Regions from separate parts of the Homo sapiens genome. Here region 1 is linked to region 2. Evidence: chromatin contacts called from ENCODE Hi-C or POLR2A ChIA-PET data. All regions are on one chromosome and are shown on one strand. Each heading gives the region's core, a stretch centred on a gene start or an enhancer-like site at or near the end of the contact. The rest is flanking DNA. Distances are from core to core; before and after follow the strand shown.

Evidence for each region. Hi-C counts contacts between places; a loop is a spot of excess contacts on that map. ChIA-PET counts read pairs that join two places held with the same protein, here RNA polymerase II (POLR2A). Pooled maps may share reads with other maps.
Region 1: a map of heart right ventricle shows a loop between it and region 2 (4-fold over the local background). The contact joins the promoter of PSTPIP2 here to the enhancer-like site in region 2. A Hi-C loop is called at or near these places in 30 of 168 maps with a recorded cell type or tissue (A673, B cell, CD4-positive, alpha-beta T cell and 19 more), 26 of 37 single-sample maps with no recorded cell type and 25 of 50 pooled maps. POLR2A ChIA-PET finds 5 or more read pairs at or near these places in 7 of 52 experiments (BJ, CD4-positive, alpha-beta T cell, GM12878 and 4 more).

What each region holds. Positions count from the first base shown.
Region 1 is chr18:46,069,681-46,074,373 of GRCh38, forward strand. It overlaps PSTPIP2 (proline-serine-threonine phosphatase interacting protein 2), which reads right to left and starts at 2,580. Exons shown (of 15, transcript NM_024430.4): 1 at 2,476-2,580. The coding sequence starts at 2,508. RefSeq lists enhancers at 1,066-1,165, 1,206-1,265, 2,485-2,986 and silencers at 2,116-2,495, 2,536-2,585, 2,716-2,875.
Region 2 is chr18:45,927,613-45,932,579 of GRCh38, forward strand. EPG5 (ectopic P-granules 5 autophagy tethering factor) reads right to left here. Exons shown (of 44, transcript NM_020964.3): 12 at 3,064-3,218; 13 at 1,257-1,397. Among named protein-coding and RNA genes, the nearest start is that of EPG5, 37 kb to the right of the region's middle. Within about 2 kb of position 3,562, at least 2 of the 41 ENCODE cell types and tissues checked have a DNase peak (open chromatin) inside an H3K27ac peak, as active enhancers do; they include heart right ventricle, where a contact is called at or near this core.

The DNA.
Region 1 (4,693 bases), core at 1,330-3,829, 140 kb after region 2:
TGTATTGACTCATACTTTTTCAGGAACATGTACAAACACGTTTGACCACAGTCCTCTCACCTTCCTTGGAATGTCCCTCTCTTGGGCCTGTGATAGCTCTTTCCTGGTTGTATCCCTTCATCTCTTCCTCTATTTCTCTGTCCCCTTTCTCCTCCTCCATCAATAGAGGCATGCACTAAGAGTGCTTCTTTGTGGACTTCCGATCTCTTCATTCTTTCTCCTTGAATAACCATCACTCACTTCTTTTACTTGTCACCTCTACTGCTGATAATAATAGCTGGCAACTATAGGTGCTCTCTGTGTGTCAGGCACTGTACTAAACTCTCAAGTTTAATCCTCCCAACGGTCCTAAGGAGTAGACACTGTTATTATCCCCATTTTTATGTATGGAAAAACTGAGGCTTGGGGGCGGAAGCAGGCTGCCCAGGGTCACCTAGCTAGTAAGGGGCAGAACTGGATTCAAGCCCGGGCAGCCCACCTCAGAGGCTTCATGCTGTTCGGTAAGCTCTCAAAACTGGACATCTTCCCAAGGGGCGGGGCCATCTCCACCAGCCCCTCAAACCCTGCATGTCACCCACCAGACATTAGAGAGTACTCACTGACATGTTTGTACTGGCTGTGAAGATATTAAAATACTGCAAACTCTGTGGCCTGGAACCCTGTCTTCACCCTGTCACCCTCTCCGCTAAGACCTCCCCGTATCCAGCATCCCTGGCATGGGGCTGAGGGGTGGAGGCTGGTGGGGAGGGGCTTAGCGCCCGCCTGGCCTTAGCCTTGCCAGTGCTAAAACTGTGGCTAAATACTGAGGATTGTGTTGTTTGGTTGGGTTTGTTTGTTTGTTCGTTTTTGAGACAAACACAAATCACTCTGTCGTCCAGGCTGGAGTGCAGTGATGTGATCATAGCTCACTGCAACCTCAAACTCCTGGCCTCAAGCAATCCTCTTGCCTCAGCCTCCCAAGTAACTATATCTACAGGCATGCACCACCATGCCCAGCTAATTTTTAAGATTTTTTTGTAGAGACAGACAGAGTCTCACTATGTTGCCCAGGGTGGTCTCGAACTCCTGGCCTCAAGCAATCCTCCTACCTCGGCCTCCCAACGTGCTGGGATCACAGGCATGAGCCACTGTGCCTGAACTAAATACTGTTAGTATCACGTCTGCCTCCTTCTCCTTATGTCTCCACGAACCAGTTCCTCTGCTGACTTCCTTATTTCTGGGGCCCACATCTCATTCTCCAGTTTGTATTATACAGAGCCTTTTTCCCACAGTGCCTGCCATGGGATCCCCCAGTCCTCCATTCTACCTGAAAAACTCGCAAGCCTCCCGTGAGAGCCATCTGTGGTGCCCTTGGTTCCTCTGTGAGGCTGCCACCACCCTGCACCCTAGGGTGAGTAGTGCCCCAGAAGGACCTCACAAACTCCAGTGAAGGGACTCACAGGCACAGTCTCAACTGTGTCCCTGAGGTCCCCAGCCAGGTTTCTCTACCCTGCAGCCCACGTGGGGTAGAGGGACCATCTAGGCAGCTGTGAAGCTACCTGGGTGGGTGGTGGGGGGAGGCAAGCAGGAGCCCCAGTAAGGAGTCAGGGCCCCTTGGCAGCTGCGGTCAACTTTGAGGTTTGCAGCCTCCTGCTCCTGTCTTAAAGGGATGAGGACAGCTCCTCTGAATGAGGGGGCATGGACCTTGAGGGGCACCTGGGGAGTGAGAGGACAGAGGGAAGAGGACTAGACAGAGGAGGGGGACAGGCAGACCTGCTCCCTCCAGGCTGGGCTGGCCCTACCGGGCTGGGTGGGGTACCCCCTCCAGCTTATAGGGTCTCCCACACCATCAGCCCCGCTATGGGGCCTGGACGGAAGGGCTGGGGCAATGGCCTGGGGAGGGGGCTCGGGAAACAAGGCTGTAGAACAGGGAAAGCTCCAGCAAAGGGAAGCCCTCTATGCTGTACGTTTCCTGGAAAGGACGATCCCGGGGGGCAGCTGCTGCTGTCAACCCGGTAAAGCTCACAAGCCCCCACACCAGATCCCCCCAGATCCTCTCACGGCTCAGCTCCAGGGACCGGCAGAGACTCTCCCCGGACGGGTCTCGCCTCCCTAAGGGTCTCTGCTTCGCCTGTGAGAGGAGGGGTTGATGTCCTGACTCTAAGGTGTCTCGGCTCTCTGCGTCCTCAGGAGCACGCGCTGCTGGGGGCGCGGGCGGCAGAGGGTGGGCCCTGGAGTCCGAGCCCCCGGGACTCGCGGGCACGCGGTGGGTAGCGGGGGACAGAGAGGGAACAGCAGCCCGGCGTCCGCTCCAAGTCTGCCCCTCGAGCAGTGGGGCTGGGGCCCCGATCCCTTCACGCGCGAGCTCCGCCAAGCCCCCGGGCGCGCGGTCACCGAGTGGCGCCGGAGCTGGGGAGCCCCCCACGCCCGCCGCGTTGGCCTCCCGCCCGGGCCGGGTCCTGAGCCCCGCGATCCGCTGTCGGCCCCACGACTTACCCAAAAGTTTCCCTTGAACAGTGAGCGCGTCATCGCAGCGCGAGTGGGGGCGCGGAGGAGAGCCGGGCCGCAGGTAGCACAGAGCGGGGAGGCCTGACTGCCACTGCCCGCGGCTCCGCAGACTCAACTTCTGCGTTCCACACTCGCGCAGGGAAGCCGCCCCCGGGTCCTAAACCACTCCCGATTGCGACGGCCGCCGTCGGCGCTCTGCGCTCCCTGCGCGAGACCTGGGCGGGACCCTCGGCGCTCACCCGGCCAGGGGCTGCAGCCCGCACCCGGACCCAGGCCCATTTAAAGCCCCACAGCGTCGGGCCACGATCAATATATCAGCCCGAAGCTAGCTGCCTCCTTCTGGAAGTCTTTGGGTATTGGAAATAACTGGTCCTGGCTTGGGTTCCTGCCCACAAGGCCCCCTGGACAGCACGAAATCCAGGCTCTGCGGGGTGATAGACGGGATCTGATCAGATGGTCGCGAGGACCCGGTTTAAGCTACAGAAGGCCTGGGGCCGACAACTCCCGCAGACGCCTTGGCTTCACGGCGGGCCCCACCGGCACCTGCTGCAGATCAGGCCCTGGGGGACGGTTCATTTTTTATTTTACTTTTTGTTGTTGCAGGTGTTTTTAATGAATGGGGTCACGTTTTAGTCTAAAATGTCATGGAGAGGTCATCTCTGCTGTTTCCCCTTGACTCTAGTCACTTGGTGGTGTCCTAACAGGGCTTCCAGGAGCTCAGCCGCTCTCTGACTCCCTTTCCATTCTCAAAAGGCAAGACCCTTCCCTGCCCATTCCACCCCAGCAAGAGGGGCCCAAGATTCCTTCTTCTCCCTCCACTCTTCCACCCTCACAAATAAAACCCCAGGGCAGGTCAGACCCCTCTCTGCATTGTAGTAGATTGGTACAAAAGTAATTGCGGTTTTTGCCATGACTTTTAATAGTAATGCAGGGCTTATGACAAAGTACTGCCTGGTGCGACAGGCCCGAAGCCCAACCTGAGGCCCAGAGGGGTTGAATGGCTTGCCCAAGATCACAGTTTATTTAAGGGATGAAGAGCTCAAGGTTAGAGCTCTGCCCTTCTAAATAGATGCAAAGACAGACATCCTTCCTGGGGCAGATCCATCCTGGGCAGAGGAATAGGTGCTCAAAGTGGGGAGGATAAAGGTCAAGGTTGCCAAGACTGGCACCAGCCCAGCCTGGAGAAGCAAGCACTCACCCCTGGAGCAGGTTCTAGCTACACCCAGACACAGTGAAAGGGCAATTGCTAGAATTATGTGAAGCACCTGGAACAAGTTCTGCTCCATAAAACTGCAGCCAGCCCCACTCAGATGAACTCCCACCAATAAAGTCATCCACAACTGCAAAGATGGAGAGGTGGCCTCCAGCCACCAAGCATCTCCAAGGGATGCATCCATTTACGTACTTGCTCATATCCTTTGAAAGCAGTGAGATTAGAAGGAAGGCAGAGAAGCCTGGCAGAACCATCAAGGGGCAGCAGAGGACGTGGTAGGCACTAGGAAGCTAGGCTTAACTGCAGGGGGTAAGAAATGGCACAAACTGGGGACATAGAAGCGGGAGAGCTGAAGACACCACTAAGGTTTTTCCTGGAAGTTTTAAATATTCTGGAAAAATAGTTTAGATACAATTCTAATTGTCACATTTTAATTTTTAATACATGTATAATTTTAAGTTATTAGAACGTTTCACAAGCTCTCACAGTACATTGTGCTTGATTTTCGCGACTCAGACTCTAAGCTCCCTGAATTTTAACCCTCTTCCGCCATCTGGTGACAAAGTTTTTAATTGCAAATGGTCATCCACGCTGCTGGAAAATATTCTTCATTCCTCAAACAGCTCATCTCTGGGGCAGGTATTGTGAGTAAAAAAACAAACAAAGTGTGTGCTATATCCAAGGGACATATTTAGGATATTTTACTAACTTCTGTGGTTTGAATGTTGCCCCCTCCAAGAATTCTTGTTGAAACTTAATCTGAAATGAGACAGTATTGAGAGAGGTAGGATCTTTAAGAGGTGATTGGGTCACGAGGGCCACTAGTCCCATTCATGGATTAATGGGTTAGTAGATTAATGGGTTATCAGGAGATGAAACTGGTGGCTTTATGCTTTATAAGAAGAGGAAGAGATGGCTGGGCACAGTGGCTCATGCCTGTAATCCCAGCACTTTGGGAGGACAAGGCAGGTGGATCACCTGAGGTCAAGAGTT
Region 2 (4,967 bases), core at 2,312-4,811:
CACACACACACACACACACACGCACCAAGGAATTATTATACAGGCTTAAAAATGAAGTAAATGCTGACACATGCTACAACATGGATGAACCTTGAGGATATCATGCTAGCTGAAATAAACCAGTCACAAAGACCATATATTACATAGTTCCATTAATATGAAATGTCTGAAATAGGCAAAAATCTAGAGACAGACATTAGATTAGGGCTTAGGGCCCTAATCTATGAAAGGTGCTTAGGACCCCAACCTAAGAAAGCTTCTTAGAGCTGAAGGAGATAGAAGAGTAAGAGTGATAGCTGGGCCAGGCACGGTGGCTCATGCCTGTAATCCCAGCACTTTGGGAGACCGAGGTGGGTGGATCACCTGAGGTTAGGAGTTCAAGACCAGCCTGACCAACACAGTGAAACCTCGTCTCTATTAAAAATACAAAAAAATTAGCTGGGCATGGTGGCGGGCGCCTGTAATCCCAGCTACTTGGGAGGCTGAGATAGGAGAATCACTTGAACCTGGGAGGCAGAGGTTGTAGGGAGGCAGAGGTTGCAGTGAGCCGAGATTGAGCCACTGCACTCCAGCCTGGGTAACAAGAGCAAAACTCCATCTCAAAAAAAAAAAAAGTGATAGCTGAAGTCTAAGGGTTTTTGAGGTGATGAAAATGCTCTAAAATTGACTGTGTTGAGAGTTGCACATATCTGTGAATAGACTAAAAACCACTGACGTATATACTTTAAATAGGTAAATTGTATGGTATGTGAATTACATCTCAAGAAAACTTTTGAAAAACTACATGAAGATTGCAAAAGGGATTGTGACAAATGACAGAAACAAATTAAATGTGTCCTCCTCAACTTAAGTTACTACATACTATTTATTTTGCTTTTGGCTGACTTTAAATAGGACCTTCTTTGTCAGTTGTTTATTCCAAGTATAAAATATAAAAACTATGAAAGCCAAACAAATTATGAAATAAAAATTGTTAATTAACTATAGGTCATAAGTAAAGTAAAAATATGTTATTGAACGAGGTGGACAAGTCAACCTTGAGATTTGAGAGAAACAATCACATCTTTTTATAAGCAGCAGCTAATCCCAAGTTGGTGTGGTGAGTGACACAGAGGCTGGCACAGTAAATGTTAGTTCCTTTTATCCTGTTTATACCCCTAGTGACAAGATCATTCCCAAGAACCTTCCTATTTTTGCCAATGTTCCATTACTCCAAGATTTGAAAAAACAAAAACAAACAAAATCAGTGCTCTTACCATTCCAACCTGGTCAATGGTCTCTTGAACTCTATCCAGAAGGACGGAAATTATCTCAGGGTGAACAGCTGTGATAGTCCCTAAAAGCTCTCGACCAACCTTTGAAAAAGTCTCTCTGGTAGACAAGGTGACATAAGATACCTAAATGGGGGGAAGGGGGAAGAAGATGGCACTTTTAATATCAATTAGCAGTCAAAACACACTTATATCATTTTTTCAAGCAAAGCAGAAAGAATCTTACATTGAGCCTTAATTGACACTATGTTCCAAAAAATGTTAAAACTTCATACAGGCAACTGTCTACTCTGAGGCCGAAAGGTGCAGGGAGAGGAATATAAGAGAATGGCAACTTCTTATAACAATGACTTCAAGTGTGGATTCAAAAAGTATATCCCAAAGTCTGTCGGTAACAATAAAATGGTTCCTGCAGTTTCAAAACTTTTCTAAATCTGAGGAAATCACTACAATGATGAAAATCAGAATGCATTTCATGGAAATGCCTAGCTTCCCCTACAGAATAAGAACCCTAACTACAAGACCTTCTAAAACATTGTTTACCAACTCCTTTTGAATTATGTCTTCCAAAGTGTATGTTACAATCCATTAATGCCAATGGTATTTTTTAACACAATGGAATATACAGAAAAATAACAGAATAAAATAAAATAGAAAAATGTAATAGTGTATCACAGGTAGATTAAGTATTGCTTCAATTGTACATACACACACAGGATCAGAATGTAATATAGAATGTAATTTTTATTGTGACTCCTGGTCAAAACACTGGAAACTTTACTCAAGAGCATAAATATTACTTTAGCAACAGATCTTGAGAATGTCACTTAATGTCTGTGAAAATATGTCTTCTCTCCCCAAGTTTTTCAGATCATGAAGACAGTCTGAATTCCAGATCCATCGAGATCTTAACTTTATGCATGGTTATGAAGTACCAGTATAGGAACAGCTGAATCAAGTATTTGATCCTGGAAAGAACATCCAGGTTTGTCATTCTCAAACTGGATTATTAGGGGAAGATAATAAAACCCAAATAATCATCTTCAAACATAATTTTACTTGAGCACACTAGAATACTTTGGAGGAGATATTTTGTATGCAGATAAACAGATAAATGACAGCTTAAAGTGTAAAATGTGCAAGGCTTTTTAAATATACAAAAAACTCCAATGAACATTTTGGTAACCACTTTGGGCTAGTCCCTAGATGCTCAGGGGTCCAAATTTCACTCCCCTCCACCTTCACGGATGGCTCAGTGAAAAGATGAAGAATGCAAGGATCTCCTCCCAGCCTGTAATTTCATATTATAGATGAGGAAAATGAAGCCTGGGGTAATAAGTTATCTTTTTTGATGTGAGATGGCCAATTAATAGCAGAGTTAAAACTCAGGTATCCTAACTCCAGGTTCAATATTCTTCCCACCATCTCATTTAAACTGGCTGGGAAGCTAGGTTTCTGCTACTAGCCAGAGTGGAAGAGTTTAGTTGAAGGGGTGGGGGCGAGGGAAACATACATCATAAAAACTGTGTCAGGCTGTGTCACATTGTCTCTCCCTTACTGAAACTGGTGCAACAAATTTCAAAAGATAATAAGTACTGGGGAATGGATATAATTCACATTTTCAATAATCCCTGTAGCAAAATAATGTTCCACTGATTCTCTATCCCTTCTCTGAAGTGTAGACAGTAGCTAAATAAGTCACAATTTGTAAAAGCAATCCCCCAAAAAATCAACAGATGGACAATCCAAAAGAAAACATTTTTAGCTGATTTATAAAACTTCATATTCTAACCTCATATATCTCCAGAACAATAATTTTTATGAAGTCTTCGTCCACATTGGTTCTTCTGGCCTGAGCCATCTGAGCAAAGGTAGTCAGAAGGCAAATCTCTTCTGAGCTATTCATAGAAGAAAGACACTTCTCAAAGTTGGTAAAATGTTCTGGGTCTGCAAGTTCATATCAAGAAAATTAGAGTGGGGAAAGAATAAATTTATATCTTTTAATCACTCTTCCAGAGAAAAAGATTTAGGAATATTTAAAGATACAAAAGGTCTTTCTTTGTTCCAAAATAGATTTCTACAGGCATCAGGAATAAGGCTGGACCAGATGGCCTCTGAAATTCCAACAAACTCTAAATATAATGTAGCCTCACAGAAAACATTTAACATCTCTTAGCTTCAGTACCCACATCTGTCTCAAAAGGTTACTTAATAAGAAGGTTAAATAGCATGTCACTGGTGACGTGCTTAGTTAACTGCAAAGCACTGCTGCTGTCACCAGGCAGTCACCTTCAAAGGCAGTACTGCCAACTTCAAAGGCACACTTGAAGCTACTTGGTAACTGTCAGACAAACAAAGACCTGACTAATGAAAACTGCTAATACTAGCAACTACTTGGCACAAATAGGGCATTCCAAAAAAAAGAGATTTGCTTATGAAGAAAAACTGGGGGCAAGAAATTAGTTATAACCGTAAATGAAATACTAATGAATGTCATAAACGATATAATAAATGTGATATGTTTTGCCTATATCACAAAGGATGTTGTAAAAGCAATACTAAATTCTGCCATTAGGAAGCAATATTCACAAATATACATGACAGTAAACTACATGCAAAGTTCTACAGCAGAAAGGAAAAAAAGCCCATTTTAAAAATATATGTGCTTGGCCGGGCGCTGTGGCTCACACCTGTAATCCCAGCACTTTCAGAGGCCAAAGATGGGCAGATCACTTGAAGTCAGGAGTTTGAGGCCAGCCTGGCCAACATGGTGAAGCCTCGTCTCTACTAAAAATACAAAAATTAGCTGGGCGTGGTGGCACACGCCTGTAGTCCCAGCTACTCGGGAGACTGACGCAGGAGAATCACTTGAACCTGGGAGGCGGAGGTTGCAGTGAGCCAAGATCACACCACTGTACTCCCACCTGGGCAACAGAGCAAGACTCCATTTCAAAAAAATAATAATAATAAAATTAAATTAAATATATACATATATATATATATCCTTGATGGAACTTTTCACAGTAAGAAGGCAACAAGCCAATAATTCTTTTCATATTTACACATTTGAGAAACCAAGGTAGATAGCTCACCAAATTTCCTGCATTTTCAAAATAACTCTGGGACATTTACCAAACCAATTTTCATTTTCCATCTCCAAATTGGATTTATAGTGGAAATTATTACACAAAGTATTCCCAGAATAATGAAAATTGGCATGATCATTCTAACGTATATTGTGAAAGGATATTTAAAAAGAAAAAAAAGAATTATCATTCAAACTTACAATGTTTAAGGTACAAATCAAGGAAAAGGCCTTATATTTTAAATAACTCTATAGAAAAAACAATGGGAAAGTGAAATAACTTTCTAATTAGCTTTTAAAATATTAACTATAAGGACAAACACATTTCTACAGTTATTTATCATCAGATTTGCTTATGGCTACACTTTACTAGTAGTCAGAATGTTGATTAGACTAGAAATAAACAAAAAGAAGCCAAATTAAAACAGACTGGTTTTTAACAATCATTGCTAAGAAATCTGCTAGTTAGAAAATGTTAAAACTAGTTAAAATTTGTTCCCTGGAAACTGATTTCAAGCTCACCCTACTCCTATTACCACAGATAAATAAGAACTGGTTATAAAGAATAAGCACTTCTGGCATTTACTAAATATAAAAAGTGAGGAAGGGAA